Linked DNA regions of Homo sapiens: region 2 is linked to region 1. The links are chromatin loops, found by intact Hi-C in ENCODE. Cell type or tissue: GM12878. All regions are shown on one strand.

What was found. Peaks named below come from ENCODE experiments on the same cell type or tissue, not always from the same donor. Only the 100,000 strongest peaks of a DNase experiment are listed, where the experiment ranks them.
Region 2: it touches region 1 in a loop (10-fold over the local background); 4 of 110 quality-filtered maps call a loop at or near these places.

Annotation. Positions count from the first base shown.
Region 1 is chr6:45,709,023-45,711,522 of GRCh38, forward strand. No RefSeq gene overlaps it. Among named protein-coding and RNA genes, the nearest start is that of RUNX2-AS1, 130 kb to the left of the region's middle. In GM12878, no CTCF peak of the experiment used is centred here; DNase peaks (open chromatin) are centred at 1,019 and 1,599; H3K4me3 peaks cover 390 bases; H3K27ac peaks cover 873 bases.
Region 2 is chr6:45,547,768-45,550,267 of GRCh38, forward strand. It overlaps RUNX2 (RUNX family transcription factor 2), which reads left to right. Exons shown (of 9, transcript NM_001024630.4): 9 at 1-2,500. Among named protein-coding and RNA genes, the nearest start is that of RUNX2-AS1, 28 kb to the right of the region's middle. In GM12878, a CTCF peak has its summit at 982; a DNase peak (open chromatin) is centred at 1,074.

The DNA.
Region 1 (2,500 bases):
GGGAGGCCCTTGCAGCACTGAAGGGGTCAAATTTCTACATGATGAAAACTGAGGTTCAATGAGCCTTCACGGTACTGACATTGCAGAAGGGGCAGGCAGACACCCCCATCTTCACTAAGGCTGTTAGCCCTTGATATAAAGACCACGGGCATTGGGCTTAACCTGGCCTAGGATCTCAATTCTGTCCCTTCCTGTTTTGTGGCTTGGATGTCTCTCAATTCTTCATCTCCTAAAATGAACAAAATTACACTTGCCACACTGGGTGGTTTGGGAGATATGGGAAAATATCACAGTTACCTTGGGGCTTAACAGCCCACTAGTGCTCTGAGAATCAAAAATTGGACCATTTCAAGGGATCTGAGTAAAAGGTGCTCAACGAATGTGAGATATAACCATTGCAAGATAAGTTTCTGCTGTCTATATAAACCTTGTTTCCAAGATTAATCAACGCTTATTTAAAAAGGAACAAATGGGCGGGCGCAGTGGCCCATGCCTATAATGCCAGCACTTTGGGAGGCCGAGGCGGATGGATCACCTGAGGTCAGGAGTTTCAGACTAGCCTGGCCAACATGGTGAAACCCATCTCTACTAGTAATACAAAAAAATTAGCTGGGCATGGTGGCGCAAGCCTGTAATCTCAGCTACTCAGGAGGCTGAGACAGGAGAATCGCTTGAACCCGGGAGGCGGAGGTTGCAGTGAGCCGAGATCGTGCCATTGCACTCCAGCCTGGGCGACAAGAGCGAAACTCCGTTTCAAAAAAAAAAAAAGGAACAAATATTATTAGCATGTTGAATAGGGAAATGATTCCTAAGAATAAGACTGGGCCCTGTATTTCAGCTGGTGTGGACTGTATGCTTATGTATTTGCGTCTATGTACTTATCATTCATTTGACAAATAATAATTCATTATCTCATGCTGCTGACGTGGTACTAGGTGTTATCTACGGGTGACACAGAGTTGGCCCTCATGTCTATTTCTTCCACAGAAGACTACAGAACTTCTGACTCAATTCCTTAGTTAGAAACCGGAGGGCGAAACTCTGGTTTTTCAGTTTCAATGGGTGTTTTAATTGTTCCTTTAAAGTGTCACATTTCATCACGTGTATCATCATCTCTTAAATTACATTATCTTGAAAGTTGCTACTCAAACTTATGCTATTCAAATTTCAAAAAAAATTTTTAAATGATGAACCTCAAGTAATTTATCCCGTGAAGTTCCAGAGGATGAAAATGTGGCTCAGAGATGATTAAAAATCAGACAGTAAAATATACACATGGATACCTCAGAATTTGTGATGTACTCCCAGGTCCACTGAGACCTGTGCACAGCATGAATCACTGGCTTCTGGTATTGAACCTAAGACATGAAGTGGGGGCAATGTGTGTCCCACTGTCCCCCATTATAACATGCCCCTCGGGCCAAATGTTCTATCCTGATGTCCCCTCACCCCTGGAAAACATGCAGTTGTCAGAAACATGATCACATAGTGAATTTGCCAGGCAAATTGTGAAATATGAGTCATGGTTCTATTTGTTCTGCAATTGTGAAAATTGCAAACTTTTTATCAAGATAAAAACTGAAACTTTGAGTGTCACCTCATGGGGGGAGCCCTGACACTCTCACGTCAGACTGTTCTCCTCACCCACCCCCACGGCTCTGGTCACGCTATGCCTCTGCCAGGGACCAACCTGCTGTTTAGTGTTCAGCACCCAGAGAGTGGCTTGCCCGGAGGCCCTTTCAAATACTGGTCACAAGCACTGCTGTTAGCCTGACCTCCAGCTTGCCTGTCAAGTAGAGGCTTGGTTGTCCTGGAGGCACTGCCTCTCTCAGCCCCCTCCCCTCCTACTGTCCAGACTCGAGTCCAGCACTCCCTCTACCCGTGTGCTCTCCATATCCCTGCCCTGTAGCCAGGGACTCCCAGTCACCACTTACCTAAGTTTCATTCTCTAAAGACCCTGGTAATTGGAAATAGATTCCTACTAATGCACTAATTTGTTACTCCTCAAGAAGTAAATGTGATCTTAAAGTGATCTTAGGTAGATAAAGTCTTAATCCACTGGTTTCCTGAAGTCCTCATCTTCCTTGGATGTACCTGAGGGTCACTATAGAAAGCTTGGAACCCTCCGCCCTCTATCAGAGCTCCAGCCAGAGCTGTTCTGATTTTATACGCCTCCTTAAAAACACTCTATACTGGGGTCACACAGTGTGATCTATGAAAGGGTGGGCTCTGGAGCCAGACCAGGCAGGATGGAAACCCAGCTCTAGCACCTACAGCTGTGTGATGTTGGGCATATCATTTAACTTCTCTGTGCCTTAATTTTGCCATCTGTAAAGTATGAACAGTAACAGCACACTGTATCTACCTTGTAGAATTGTTGGACTAAATGAGTTAAAACATCTGGCATACAGTAAATACTACTTAAGAATGCGCTAGTATCGTCTACATAGGGGCCCTCAGAGATTTTGTTTGAAAGAGGGTTTCCACTGCTTTACAAAAA
Region 2 (2,500 bases), 160 kb before region 1:
CCAGTTGAGGTGCACTAAAGGGACATGAGGTAGAATGGATGCTTCCATCACAGTACCATCATTCAGAATAACTCTTCCAATTTCTGCTTTCAGACATGCTGCAGGTCCTCATCTGAACTGTTGGGTTCGTTTTTTTTTTTTTTTTTCCTGCTCCAAGAAAGTGACTTCAAAAATAACTGATCAGGATAGATTATTTTATTTTACTTTTTAACACTCCTTCTCCCCTTTTCCCACTGAACCAAAAAGAAATCCCATCCCTAAAACCTGCCTTCTCCTTTTATGCAAAACTGAAAATGGCAATACATTATTATAGCCATAATGGTATAGATAGTGATTGCGTTTGGCTATGTGTTGTTTTCTTTTTTTTTAAATTATGAATATGTGTAAAATCTGAGGTAACTTGCTAACGTGAATGGTCATATAACTTTAAAGATATATTTATAATTATTTAATGACATTTGGACCCTTGAAACATTTCTTAGTGTATTGATATGTTGACTTCGGTCTCTAAAAGTGCTCTTTATTAAATAACAAATTTCTTCAGTGGTCTAGAGCCATATCTGAAATATTGCTAAGCAATTTCAGTTCATCCAGGCACAATGTGATTTTAAAAAATACTTCCATCTCCAAATATTTTAGATATAGATTGTTTTTGTGATGTATGAAGGAAATGTTATGTTTAGTTCTTTCAGATCTTTGAATGCCTCTAACACAGCTTTGCCTTCTAAAGCGGTAATTAGGGATTTAAAAAACAACCTTTAGCCCTTTATCAGCATGAAATGCTGGAGTGATGTGGTTTTCTAATTTCTTTGGGGTAATTATGACTCTTGTCATATTAAAAAGACAAGCACAAGTAAATCATTGAACTACAGAAAAATGTTCTGTGGTTTCATAGTTAAGCAAAACTCTAAATCGCCAGGCTTCATAGCAAAGACATAGTCAGCTAAAAGCCGCACATGTGGATAGAGGGTTCAATTATGAGACACCTAGTACAGGAGAGCAAAATTGCACCAGAGATTCTTAACCAACCAGCCTTACCAAACAACACAACAGGGGAACCCCAATCTGCCTTACCCAAGGCCCCACTGGCAGCTTTCCACAGAATTTGCATTTAGAGGAGCAGAATGACATCACTGTCCTTTGGGAGTAGGTCCTCTGAAAAGGCAGCAGGTTCCAGCAGGTAGCTGAGCTGAGAGGACATATGGCCCACGGGGACCTACAGACAGCCTTTGACATTTGTATTTCTTACAATGGAGGGCCAAGGAGGGCAAGGGGCTGTGGAGTTTGGTGTCTACTAGTGTGTATGAATTTGAGCTAGAGTCCTTCTGTGGCATGCACTTTGACCACTCCTGGCAGTCACATGGCAGATTTCCAAGTGCAAATCCTTAATCCAAACAAGGATCATCTAATGACACCACCAGGCCAATCCCTGCTCTCCTCCCCGAAAAGTCAGGGTCCCTTCATTGGAATCCTCCACCCACCCAAGCAGAATTTAGCAGAGATTTGCCTTCAAACCCTAACGGCCCCCTTGTTCTCTGGTCCTTCTCAAACCCACCTTTGTAGGCCACCCAGCATTGCAGGACAGCGTGTGGGGCAGCTGGACCTGTGCTTCCTGCCTGGGAGTCTCCCTTGGAATTCATCCTGACTCCTTCTAATAAAAATGGATGGGAAAGCAAAACACTTTGCCTTCTAAAGGCCGTATACCAAGTATGCTTAGATAAATAAGCCACTTTTCTATTACTTAAGTAAGAAGGAAGTAGTAATTGATACTATTTATTGTTTGTGTGTGGTAGCTTGAAGCACACCACTGTCCATTTATTTGTAAGTGTAAAATATGTGTGTTTGTTTCAGCAGCACTTAAAAAAGCCAGTGTCTGGTTACACATTTCAATTTTAATTAATTGACATAAAAATGCTACCGCCAGTGCCAGCTGCATCCTATTTAATTAAAAAGGTACTATATTTGTACATTATTTTTTAATGTTAAAAGGGCTTTTTTAAGTTTACAGTACACATACCGAGTGACTTTAGGGATGCTTTTGTGTTGAAATGTTACTATAGTGGCTGCAGGCAGCAACCCAGAAACACTTTAGAAGCTTTTTTTCCTTGGGAAAAATTCAAGCACTTCTTCCCTCCACCCTCACTCCAACCACCCCAATGGGGGTAATTCACATTTCTTAGAACAAATTCTGCCCTTTTTTGGTCTAGGGATTAAAATTTTGTTTTTCTTTCTTTCTTTTTTTTTTTTTTTCACTGAACCCTTAATTTGCACTGGGTCATGTGTTTGATTTGTGATTTCAAGACCAAAGCAAAGTCTTACTACTACTGTGGAACCATGTACTAGTTCCTGGGAATTAAAATAGCGTGGTTCTCTTTGTAGCACAAACATTGCTGGAATTTGCAGTCTTTTCAATGCAGCCACATTTTTATCCATTTCAGTTGTCTCACAAATTTTAACCCATATCAGAGTTCCAGAACAGGTACCACAGCTTTGGTTTTAG